2 separate regions of the Homo sapiens genome follow, and region 1 is linked to region 2. A link is a contact called in ENCODE Hi-C or POLR2A ChIA-PET data. All regions are on one chromosome and are shown on one strand. Each heading gives the region's core, a stretch centred on a gene start or an enhancer-like site at or near the end of the contact. The rest is flanking DNA. Distances are from core to core; before and after follow the strand shown. Region 1 overlaps MTHFD1L (methylenetetrahydrofolate dehydrogenase (NADP+ dependent) 1 like). Region 2 overlaps PLEKHG1 (pleckstrin homology and RhoGEF domain containing G1).

Region 1 (6,498 bases), core at 3,004-5,503, 64 kb before region 2:
ACCTAGGCTCCTGTGCCCTAAACTACATCTACCGGCTTCTTCTTCTTCTCTTTTTTTTTTTTTTTTTTTTTTTGAGGCAGGGTCTTGCTATATTGCCCAGGCTAGAGTGCAGTGGTGCAATCACAGCTCACTGTAACCTCAAACTCCTGGGCTCAAGCGATCTTCCCGCCTGAGCCTCCAGCATAGCTGGGACTACACGTGCACACCACCATACCCAGCTAATTTTTAAATTTTTTTTGTAGAGACAAGGTCTCAGTATGTTTGCCCAGGCTGGTCTCGAACTCCTGGCCTGAAGTGATCCTCTGGCCTTGGCCTCGCCTAGCACTGAGATTATAGGCATGAGCCGCTGTGCCTGGCCTCATTTAAGTCTTCAACGTAAGTCTTATCTAAGGCTACATATTGATAGATTTAGTAAGCTGAAACTGGAAGCATATTTTACTGTGGTTATTTTGACTGTTTCATGAGAGAAATTGAGCATGTTTAAAACAGGGCTAATCGTTTATCTCTACTAATTTCTCTTTTAATTTATAAGATGGTCTTACTAGAAAAAGTTTCTAGGTATTCATCTGTATCTCCCAAAAGATGAGAAAAATAAAAAAAGTCAACGTGAAATATCACTTCTATGTTCAATTAGAATCTTCTAGAAACATCCTAAAAGGATATCAGAATAATAATTTAAAAAAATTTTTAATTCTTCCCCAAACAAATCCTTATTAAAAATAATGTAAATACCAATAAATAGAAATCAGCGGCATTTCTCAAGGAGCATCCTACCTGATTTTTCAAGAAGTTCAATTACAGCTTTGGCAACAGGTGAAACAAAACATTCATGGGCATCCCCTCGCACCAGCTTCCCCAGGTTTATGTCTGTTACTCTGAATCAGAAAATAAAGAAGTAGGTTAAGTCAAAGCCCAGCCAAAAAAATCACTCACGTGTAATGTACATATATTAACCCCAAATAACATCCAAGTCAATGTTTGATAGACAGAATACATAAAAATGAATTAAAGAGGACCAGGCATGGTGGCTCACGCCTGTAATCCCAGCATTTTGGGAGGCTGAGGCGGGTGGATCACATGAGGTCAGGAGCTCGAGACTAGCCTGGCCAACATGGCGAAACCTCAACTCCACTAAAAATACAAAAGGTAGCTGGGCGTGATGGCACGTGCCTGTAATCCCAGCTACTAGGGGGCTGAGGCAGGAGGATCGCTTGAACCTGGGAGGCAGAGGTTGCAGTGAGTTGAGATCATGCCACTGCACTCCAGCCTGGGCAACAGAGCGAGACTCCATCTCAAAAAAAAAAAAAAACCCATAAAAAATGAATTAAAGAGAAAGCAGGCAATAAAGGCCATTCAATAAAGGTCTTAGAAAATTCTAAGGCAGTACCTTAGGAAACTTCACCCTGGCCCTGACATTGGGTGTTCCGGTTCTGCCAATATACCAGGACACAGCCTAAAGCCATACAGGGCTTCACTTCGCAACTCCAGGGAGCTCCTTTCAATGGACCCCAATGGACTAGCATCCCTAGAGTTACACAGAAGCATGGTCCTGCAGTCCACTCAAAACCCAGAACCAATCCTATAAATCTGGAGTGACCCAGTAAGACCTGGGATTGAGGCACAGGTCACAGGTCTGATTTCAACTTGACCTCGATATTTATCTCCTTGAGAAGTCGGGGTGGGGGGCAGTGGAAAAAATGAGTGACCACACACTTCTGAAGGGTTCTGTGCCTTTCCCTGTTCAAATCTAGGACAAAACATTCCACAGCTATCTAGCCTAAACTGAGCACGTCAATCTCAGTAACAGAATGGAGACATTTAGAACCATTTTCGTAATTTCTCCTTTTACTCTCTGTTGTTTTTGTTTGGTTGGTTTTTCCTGGCTGGGCCTCAGCATGAATTCCCCTCCTTTTATGAAAGACTTGAAACTATGCCCTAGGACCTTCAAGTTCTGAAAGTTTTCTCATGGATTAGTGCTTCTTCTCCTTTTACAGTTAGTCTACGACAGGACTGGAGATTGTCGTTTTTTAAAAAAATGTTTAATTATTTACTTAAAAATAGAGACAAGGGGCCAGGCGCGGTGGCTCACTCCTGTAATCCCAGCACTTTGGGAGGCCGAGGCAGGCGGGTCACGAGGTCAGGAGATCGAGACCATCCTGGCTAACACGGTGAAACCTCGTCTCTACTAAAAGTACAAAAATTAGCCAGGTGTGGTGGTGGGCACCTGTAGTCCCAGCTACTCGGGAGGCTGAGGCAGGAGAATGGTGTGAACCCAGGAGGCAGAGCTTGCAGTGAGCCGAGATCGTGTCACTGCACTCCAGCCTGGGCAACAGAGTGAGACTCTGTCTCAAAAAAAAAAAAAAAAAATAGAGATGAGGTCTCACTATGTTGTCCAGGCTGGTCTTGACCTCCTGAGATCAAGAGATCCTCCTGCCTTGGCCTCCCAAAGTGCTAGGATTACAGGTGTGAGCCACTGTGCCCAGCCAGGACTGGAGGTGTTCATGACACCTTTTCAGCCTGTGTTTGGGTCTACTCAAGTCACAATAAAAGGCTAGAATGGAAGATTGCTGGGTGTCTCAGGAAGGTGGTAGCCTCCCCATCCAGCCCCTGCAGGGTCTACCGGATCTGGAATCTAACTTTATAAATCTGCTTACAACCTATAACCATTAACACATTGTGTTCTTTTTGGCCACAGTACAAAACACTTCCTATATTTCCATGGAGGAAAATGGGGTTTTAATCCCCAGGAAGCATGCTTATCCCCCACTGGAGACGGCCGGTATCCTTTGTTCTATGAAGCTTATGTCACTCCATGACATGAATCACAGGCCAACATTACAGCACCCAATAGTTATGATGTTCCCCTCCAAATTTCAAATAAAACCTTGTGTCATTAAGAAAAGTATTTATTTTGCTTTTCTCAACTGGCCTGGGACTAAGACAGAATATGGTACTGCTGGGGAATCAGGTTTCTAAGTTTTCTTCTCTGGTCTGGTAGAATTACCAAGGAAAAAACTATTAGAAGAATAGAGCTGGCTAAAGATTGTATAAGTCAGACCGGAATTTATTAAATGAATCTGATGGTGTAAGATCATATGGCATTGAAGCACTATAAAAGGGCTAATGTATTTTCCAAAATATGTAACTTTTGCATGCAGAATTTTAAAAGGCTACAGATGGCCAGACACGGTGGCTCACGCCTGTAATCCCAACATTTTGGGAGGCTGAGGTGAGTGGATCACAAGGTCAGGAGATAGACACCATCCTGGCCAACATGGTAAAACCCCGTCTCTACTAAAAATACAAAAATTAGCCAGGCATGGTAGCGCATGCCTGTAATCCCAGCTACTCAGGAGGCTGAGGCAGGAAAATCGCTTGAACCCAGGAGATGGAGGTTGTGGTGAGCCAAGATCACGCCACTGCACTCTAGCCTGGGCAACAGAGCGAGACTCCATCTCAAAAAAAAAAAAATCCTATAGACTCCTGAAATATTTAAAATGATTTTTTTATCCAATTACTGACACAGTTGAAATAAATAGAAGAAATTTAGAAAAATAAAAGCAGGCACAATAGAAAAAGTGATTTAGCCATAAAGGTTGATTATTTGATTTTATTTTCTTACCCATCCACATCTTTTTCTGGTTTCAAGGCATTGAGGACTTTGTTGCTAAACAAGTTCTCAGAGATCTGAAGGGCAAGGCCATGTACTCTGGTATCTTCATTGATCTTTAAGATTTCATCTATAATCTAAAGAGAAAACAAAAAAACAAAATAAAAATTAGTTTTGTGAAAATGAGACCCAACAAAGGAAGCTTTATATAAAAAGTGGATTCATGAAAATGCATCTGTTATAGTTTGTTGTTGTTTTGCTCCTTGTTGGAAACTTGGTGTAAAGCATAATAAAAAGCCTATTTTTTTCTTTTCATCATGTGTACAAGGCTCAAAAAAAAAATTAAAAGGCTTGGCTGAATTTTTTAGTGACTTCTCTGCCTTTCTATGGCTCTACTCTGTGCCAGAAAAAGACAAAACAGAACAAAACCAAAGCTCAACAGCTATTAAGGTTTAGATAGACAAAGGACACTTCTCTGTCAACAAGCATACTTTAAGCCAAACACACTGCCAGTTTTCAGGAAGGACAGGAAGCATGAATCTGAAGCATTCCAATCTGGCCCAGCTAAGCCTGTGCGTTTCAAACACAATGTGTTCAACACAGCTCACTAATCATGACGTCCAAGCAGTCACAGAGGCCCTCGGGTTATCTGGACCTCAATGACACACAAGAAGCCTTTCCAAAGGCTTATGCTAGAAAAATTCTTAGCATGCACAGCTCCTTTTATGGGAAACACTAAAATAATTCACTATTTAGGAAAAAGACCAAGCTACATTTTGGGAAGCTAATAAATGTCTGGGTGTGTCTCTAAATAAGCAATGCTTTGTCCTCTCTGTCTATTTTATGCCAGGAGATAAGATCCTGATTCATCTCACTTAACAAAAATATTTGCTCACAAGTGAGAAGATACTTATCTTTGCATATAGATCTCACTCAGAGGCTCTGGGGAAGGGTTGGTTTACCATTTTTGTTTCATTGCCTAGCAAAAATCACTACCTGTGCAGTGGCAGGGGAAACCATTTGAGGTACAAAATCAGAAAGAAAGCTTTGTTTCATTCATTTGGCATTCTTTCATTCATTCAACAAATGGTTTGAGCACTTACTCTGTATCAGTTCTAAGTAAAGGAAATACAGCTATAAACAAAACTGTCCTCGTGGATCTTATACTCTAGTGGAGGAGGGAAGTTCCTCCCTTCCAAATAATAATAATAATAAAATCACTGGAAAGAATAAATGACATGCAGAAAAATAAAGGTTCAGTGGGGTAAAAGGCTAACAGAGTGATGATGGGTGGAGGGTGGTCAGAGGCCACGATGTCCAAGCAGAGACCAGAATGAAGCGAGGAAACTATTGCCACCTGTACCAAGCATTTGGTAGAAGCAACAAATGCCAACACAAATCTTAACTAATAAATTAAGGTACCTACTCTTTTTCAATATAACACCATACAAATTCACTCTATGAGAATTTTCCCAAAGAAAAATACGGAATAAATGATTCCTTGTCAAAAAATAAGTCAAGGCAAAGGTACTAAGAACACACATTGTGGAAAGAGAGCCTCTTCAATAAATAGCACTGGGAAAACTGGATATCCACATGCAGAAGAATGAAAGTAGGCCCTCATCGCTCACTTCTATAAAAATCAACTCAAAAGGAATTAAAGACTTAAATATAAGGTCTCAAACCATAAAACTACTAGAAGAAAACACAGGGGAAATGCTTCATGACATTGGTCTGGACAAGGTTTTTTTGGATAGGACCTCAACAAAATAGGCAACGAAAGCAAAAATACATCAGTGGGATTATATCAAACTAAAAACATTCTTCATAGCAAAGCAAACAATCAACAAAGCAGAGACAACCTACAGAATGGGAGAAAATATTTGCAAAGTATGCGTCCGACAAGGGGTTAACATCCAGAATATATAAGGAACTCAAATAACTTAATAACAAAAAAACAAATAATTCAAATAAAAAATGTGCAAAAGACGTGAACAGACATCTCCCAAAGGACATACAAATGGCCTGCAGGTATATGACAAAACACTCAACATCATTAATTATCAGGGAAATGCAAATCAAAACCACAATGAGATATCAAGCTAGAATGGCTATTATCAAAAATGACAATAACAAATGCTGGCGAGGATATGTGGAAAGGGGAGCTCTTGTACACTGTTGGTGGGAATGCAGATTAATATAGCCATTAGAGAAAACAGTATGAAGATTTCTCACAAAATTAAAAAAACAACTACCATATGACCCAGCCATTCCCACCACTAGGTATATACGCATGGGAACTGAAACCGCTATGCTGAGAAGCCGTCTGCATTCCCATGTTTGTTACAGCACTATTCACAGTAGCCAAGAGATGGAACCAATCCAAATGCCCATTAATGGAGGATAAAGAAAGTGTGGTGTGTATACACAATGGAGTATCATTCAACCATAAAAAGGAATGAAATCCTGTCATTTGTGGCAACATGGATGAACCTGGAGGACATAACATGAAGTGAAATAAGCCAGGTGCAGAAAGGCAAATATCATAGGATGTCACTTACATGTGCAATCTAGGAAAGCTGATCTCATAGAAATAGAGAATAGAATGGTGGTTACCAGAGGCTGGAGAGGGATGGGGGAGGGGAAATGGGGAGAGGTTGGTCCATCAGTAGGTATAAAGTTACACTTAGATAGGAGGAATAAATTCCAGTGTTCTCTTACATAGTAGAGTGACTAAAGCTAATGACAATGTATTGTATATTTCCAGACAGCTAGAAAAGATCTTGAAAGCTATCACCACAAAGAAATGATAAACGTTCTAGGTGATGAATGTAACTAACCTGATTTGATCATTACACAACATATGCAAGTACCGAAACACCACACTG
Region 2 (6,310 bases), core at 3,787-6,286:
CAGGCTGGAGCGCAGTGGCACAATCTCGGCTCACTGCAGCCTCTGCCTCCCGGGTTCAAGCGATTCTTGTGTCTCAGCCTCCCCAGTAGCTGGGATTACAGGCATAAACCACCATGCCTGGTGAATTTTTGTATTTTTAGTAGAGATGGGATCTTGCCATGTTGGCCAGGTTGGTCACGAACTCCTGACCTCAGGTGATCCACCCTCCTCGGCCTCCCAAAGTGTTGGTATTACAGGCGTGAGCCACCACGCCCAGCCTGTTTCACTTTTAAAATAAGGATTCAATATGCAACTTTGTATATTCTGCTAAATATACGTGGACACTCTTGTGAACAGGTAGAGATCTTCTTTATTTTTGACAGCTGTAGAATATTCCATTGTGTGTATGGATGTATTACAATTTCTTTAAGTATATTTCCAACTGCATGGGCATTTTTATAGAGTGTCCTGCTACAAATACTGCAAAGAACAAACTCCCACATAAATCCGTCTGCATGTGGGTAAGTACATCTCTGCAGGTGAAACTGTTGGGTTAAGAGGATATGTACATTTTTAAATTCAAACGACTATTACCAAATTTTGCCCCTGAAGCGTTGCAAAAACTTACTCCCACCAACAGTTTTGGAGTGACTATTTTTCTATATGTTTTGGCCACGTTCATAGTTTTTTCCCTTCTATTTATTTCATTTAAATGTATGGATTTTCTGATTATGAATATGGATGGCCATTTAAAATTTTTATTGCCAGTTTGTGTGTTTTTGTGAAACTGCCCTATTCTTTTTTTTTTTTTTTTTTTTTTTTTTTTGAGTCCTTTGGGCTGGGCGTGGTGGCTCACGCCTGTAATCCCAGCACTTTGGGAGGCCAAGGCGGGTGGATCACCTGAGGTTGGGAGTTCGAGACCAGCCTGACCAACATGGAGAAACCCCATCTCTACTAAAAATACAAAATTAGCCAGGCGCGGTGGCACATGCTTGTAATCCCAGCTACTCGGGAGGCTGAGGCAGGAGAATCACTTGAACCTGGGAGGCAGAGGTTGAGGTGAGCCGAGATCGCGCTATTGCACTCTAGCCTGGGCAACAAGAGCAAGACTCTGTCTCAAAAAATAAAAAAATAAAAAAAAAAATAAAAGAGTCCTCTGTCTTTTCTTTTTGATGTATGGAGTTTCTTTATATAATAGGAATAATAATCTTTTTATGCCTGTCAAATATATTACAAGTATTTTATGTCATTTGACTGTATATTTTATTTTAAATTTTATTATTATTATTTTTTGTGACACGGTCTCACTCTGTTGCCCAGGCTGGAGTGCAATGGCGTGATCTCGGCTCACTGCAACCTCTGCTTCCCAGGTTCAGGCGATTCTCCTGCTTCAGCCTCCCAAGTAGCTGGGATTACAGGCACGAGCCACTGGGACTGGCTAATTTTTGTATGTTTAGTAGAGACGGGGTTTCACCATGTTGGCCAGGCTAGTCTCGAAGTCCTGGCCTCAACAGAGCCGCCCGCCTCGGCCTCCCAAAGTGCTGGGATTACAGGCGTGAGCTACTGTGCCTGGCTTTGACTATATATTTTATAATGGGACACTTTTATTTACAGAAGTTAATCTTTTTGTAATCAAATCAAATCTGTCAATATGTAATTTATCTGGTATTTATTTATTTTTGTGTGGTTTGATTTAGTGAATATCAACAAGAATGAAACAGGAAAATATATTTTACGACTTACCACTGGTCTTCAAAACTTTATGTGACCGTGAGGAAGGTTCTGGGAGACAAAACAAAGCCAGCATCATTGGCAAAACCAAATCAAACCTTTTTCTTTATTCTTTATAAGAGGATTATGAGCCTATTGACAGATTAACAGAGCTCTATAACTTTTGTATCAAATTTAACAAAATCCCCATTGCTCAGAGATACACAGGAGCAAGACATTCACTCTGCTAAAATGGTAGAATAAATGTTATGCTGTGTTATCAGGAGTCACCCAACAGAAAAGCAAAATCTGACTTTTTCAGTCCTGTCAGTAGCAGAGCAGCTTCCTCAGCTTCACTAACACCTATAAGCTGATGATGTTCAATTGTACATTCTTTTTTGGAGACTGAGATTCACTCTTGTCTCCCAGGTTGGAGTGCAATGGTACGATCTCGGCTCCTTGCAACCTCTGCTTCCCAGGTTCAAGTAATTCTCCTGCCTCAGCCTCCCGAGTAGCTGGGATTACAGGTATCTGCCAACATGCCAGGCTAATTTTTGTATTTTTAGTAGAGATAGGGTTTCACCATGTTGGCCAGACAGGTCTCAAACTCCTGACCTCAGGTGATCCTCCCACCTCAGCCTCCCGAAATGCTGGGATTACAGGTGTGAGCCACCGCGCCCGGCCTTATTTGCATTTTTTGTCTCTCGCACCATGAGCTCCTTGCAAGCAGGAGTCACGTGGATTATTTATCCTTGCATTCCTAGTCCTTAGCAAAGCATAAAGTGGGTAATGAATAAAGACTGCTTCAAATAAAACCCCAAACCTGTCTGAACTAAGACAATAGTTCATGGAGTCTGGTGCAGCAAATATGAATTAAAATTTTAGCTTTGGATAATCTTTTGTGTGTGTCACTCATAGGACGTGATTTTTCATTAGCAACAGCAAATACAGCTTAAGTATCTGCATGTCAATGGTAAGATGTACAAAGCAAAATTAGTTGACTGGCATGCTTGATAGTCACTGGGAAACATTAAGTAGAAAAGAGGTTTTTTTTTTTTTAGACAGAGTCTCACTCTGTCGCCCATGCTGGAGTGCAGTGGCACGATCTTGGCTCACTGCAACCTCCGTCTCCTGGGTTCAAGCGATTCTCCTGCCTCAGCCTCCCAAGTAGCTAGGATTATAGGCGCACACCACCACGCCTGGCTAACTTTTATATTTTTACTAGAGATGTGGTTTCTCCAGTTGGCCAGGCTGGTTTCGAACTCCTGACCTCAGGTGACCCACCTGCCTCGGCCTCCCAAAGTGCTAGGATTACAGAGAAAAGAGTTTTAGATCAAAAGCTCATGAGTCCCATCTTAAGGCAGCCGCAAATGTATTCAGACCGGCAGTGAGCTGAGAAACCAGACAGAACATTCCCTTTTGTCAGACTCAAAGGGACTTTCATTGCCAGTCCCCCATTAGAATTAAATTTTTATGACAACATCTTACTTACCAGATTTTCTTCTCAGCCGATATGGAGCAGAACCTTCTTTAGAGCCGAACAGTGCTTTCGTCCCTCCCTCAGGACTGTAACAGAAGCCTGGATGATCTGTAAAGATAACCACGTGCATCAGTGGGACTGTGGTGTCAGGGGCTTCTCAGAAAATGGTTATGGCTAGTGTAGATTTATATGGATTTATTATTATTATTATTATTATTTTTGAGACAGAGTCTTGCTCTGTCACCCACGCTGAAGTGCGGTGGCATGATCTCGGCTCACTGCTGACCTCCACCTCCCAAGTTCAAGTGATTCTCCTGCCTCAGCCTCCCGAGAAGCTGAGACTACAGGCGCGTGCCACCATGCCTGACTAATTTTTGTATTTTTAGTAGAGATGGGGTTTCAACATGTTGGCCAGGCTGGTCTTGAACTCCTGACCTCAGGTTATCCACCCACCTCGGCCTCCCAAAGTGCTGGGATTACAGGTGTGAGCCACCATGCCCGGCCTATATGGATTTATTCTTTTTCATCTGACATGGATATGATCCTCCTCCCATAATTGCTGCTGTATATGTATCTCAGGGCTTTTTGTTTACATTGGGACTTCTAGGAGTCTATTAGCTGGGATGACAGGCGTGAGCCACCACACCCGGCCAAAAAAAAAAAAAAAAAATCCGAAGGCAATTTCTGCAGGTAAAATGTTGATGTCTAGAGAATACAGCCTAGCACTCCGCTGGGGAGCTCTGGGCATCATTTCTCGGGTCTGTTGGATGCGAGATGGGAGCCTCAGCTGCAGCGATGGTGGGAATGCACCTGTTTCCACTTTGCTGATGCTGCTTTTCCCCCTGGGGAGTTAACAAGTGCCAGGCTGGAGGGAAGGGAATCAACGTTTGCACTTGATTCCTCGAAGTAAGGTCTTATGAAAGGGTTAAGTAAAGTAGAAGTGTTTTCAGTACAAGTTTCCAGCAGACCTGACTGCATTTAAAGCCACTGTTTTCTCTTTTTATTCTATTTAATCTGAAAAATAACAAAGATGTGATAACTGCTGTTGAATAAGGTCTTATTTAATAGGAAGGACCTGTAACATTTATTCTCTCCTGCTTTTGTAAGCCTAGAAATATATGCACATATGTGGGGTGGTTGTGATTTTAGAAGTTTCTGCTGCATCAGGAAAACCAATACTACGAAGTGATTGCGATTCTTGCAGATAATCAACATTTTGTTAGGGATGAAGTGAGAAATGCATTGTTAAGCTCTGGTTTTTGGTGGTGGTAGAGGTTGGGGCAGGGGTAGGGGTAGAGTTGACCCTGGAGACATAACTGACATTGTTAGTTGATGCAGAAACCCCAACAGTGGCCAGCCATCAAGGGACTCAGATAAACCTGGGAGAACCAATGTAGAAACAAGTCAATGTGCTTAGAAGGGATTATACTGTCTACCCAATTTGTGAAAACAGTGAATAGAGAGATACTATTTTCTAACAATCGACATTTTCATGAACTTTAAGATAGAAAATGTGATAGATACAAACAGACAATGAAATTTCAAATTGTTTTAAGGAAATAAAACTTACGAATGGCATCCATTTCAAGGATTGCTTGCTTGGCCTGAAAGAGAGAAAGTAGAGCTGTAATTCCAATTGCTTTTTTTTTCTTTAAACTCCAAATCTCAACACAGATCTTATCCCACCTGAATAAATAGATTTTTAAAAACGTTTAAAAACTCGCTATTTATGTTAAGCATTTACACACAGTGCAGGGAATTCAAGCAGATGAGCGCCCTCAAGTGGGTAATAGCTGCTACACCATCAAGGCACCGGAGCTAAGACTGCACCCCCAATCCTGTGAAAGAGGAGGGAGGGAGGCTGGTTCCGAAGCCTGGCTGATCATCAGCACTCATTGGCCAGCTTATTAAAAATGCAGATTCTCGGCTGGGCGCGGTAGCTCACGCCTGTAATCCCAGCACTTTGGGAGGCTGAGGCGGGCAGATCACAATCACAAGGTCAGGAGTTCAAGACCAGCCTGGCCAATATGGTGAAACCCCGTCTCTACTAAAAATACAAAGATTAGCCAGGCATGGTGGCGGGTGCCTGTAATCCCAGCTAACAGGGAGGCTGAGGCAGGAGAATCGCTTGAACCCAGGAAGCGGAGGTTGCAGTGAGCCGAGATTGAGCCACTGCACTCTAGCCTGGGCGACAGAGCAAGACTCCGTCTCAAAAAAAAAAAAAAAAAAAAATGCAGATTCTTGCCACCCAACCCTGATCTACTGACTCAAAAGCTCAAGGCACGGAGCCTGGTATCTTTATCACCAGCCCTCACCATGACACTATGGCCTTGTAACTATTTTGAGTTAATTGCAAAATGGCTGCTGGAAGTTTCCTCTCATTGTTGTCTTTCCTCCTGCAGAATGCTGTGATTATCATGAGCTAAGTCTCTCTGTTTCCCCAACTCCCTGCACCTCCCATCTCTTCTGTGTGCCCCAGAATCTCCCAGAGTGAGACGGCCCTGAAGGACAATGTCTGTGATCCCAGCTCAGGCACTTCACTAGGTGGGTGCTCTCCGAGCTCAACTGGACAGTGGGATCAGGGAGCCTCTCTTTCAGAATGGTCATTAGGATTCAATGATCAGCTCAACTGGTGAGTTCCACCCACTCTCCTAGGGCAGGGGTCCCCAACCCCCGAGCCACAGACTAGTACTAGTTCGTAGCCTGTTAGGAACTGGGCCGCACAGCAGGAGGTGAGTGGTGGGCAAGCGAGAGAAGCTTCGTCTGGATTTACAGTGGCTCCTCATGGCTCGCATTACAGCCTGAGCTCTGCCTCCTATCAGATCAGTGGCAGCATTAGATACTCATAGGAGTGTGAACCCTACTGTGAATTATGCATGCGAGGGATCTAGGTTGCAGCACTCCTTGTGAGAATCTAATGCCTGATGATCTGAAGTGGAGCTGAGGCAGTGATGCTAGCACTGAGGAGCAGATTAACGTTAGCAGAGAGGTTTGACTGCACAGAGACCATAATAAATCAATTGCTTGCAGATTCATATCAAAACCCTGTCAGTGAGTGTCAAGGAGCAATTAAGCTGCATCTGGTGGCAGGCTTTATCGTGGCAAGTGAGTTGATGTACTTCAATTGTACAGCTGCATCTG

What was found. A loop is a pair of places that touch in the nucleus more often than their neighbours do. ChIA-PET counts read pairs that join two places held with the same protein, here RNA polymerase II (POLR2A). Pooled maps may share reads with other maps.
Region 1: a loop to region 2 is called in a map of Calu3, with 6 times the contacts of the local background. The contact joins two enhancer-like sites. A Hi-C loop is called at or near these places in 16 of 168 maps with a recorded cell type or tissue (Calu3, HepG2, IMR-90 and 11 more) and 24 of 50 pooled maps. POLR2A ChIA-PET finds 5 or more read pairs at or near these places in 5 of 52 experiments (A673, AG04449, Caco-2 and 2 more).

The regions. Positions count from the first base shown.
Region 1 is chr6:150,880,011-150,886,508 of GRCh38, reverse strand. MTHFD1L (methylenetetrahydrofolate dehydrogenase (NADP+ dependent) 1 like) reads right to left here. Exons shown (of 28, transcript NM_015440.5): 5 at 3,623-3,747; 6 at 775-875. Among named protein-coding and RNA genes, the nearest start is that of MTHFD1L, 18 kb to the right of the region's middle. Within about 2 kb of position 4,253, at least 20 of the 41 ENCODE cell types and tissues checked have a DNase peak (open chromatin) inside an H3K27ac peak, as active enhancers do.
Region 2 is chr6:150,816,646-150,822,955 of GRCh38, reverse strand. It overlaps PLEKHG1 (pleckstrin homology and RhoGEF domain containing G1), which reads right to left. Exons shown (of 17, transcript NM_001029884.3): 12 at 4,740-4,773; 13 at 3,182-3,277; 14 at 1,723-1,761. Among named protein-coding and RNA genes, the nearest start is that of MTHFD1L, 46 kb to the left of the region's middle. Within about 2 kb of position 5,036, at least 2 of the 41 ENCODE cell types and tissues checked have a DNase peak (open chromatin) inside an H3K27ac peak, as active enhancers do.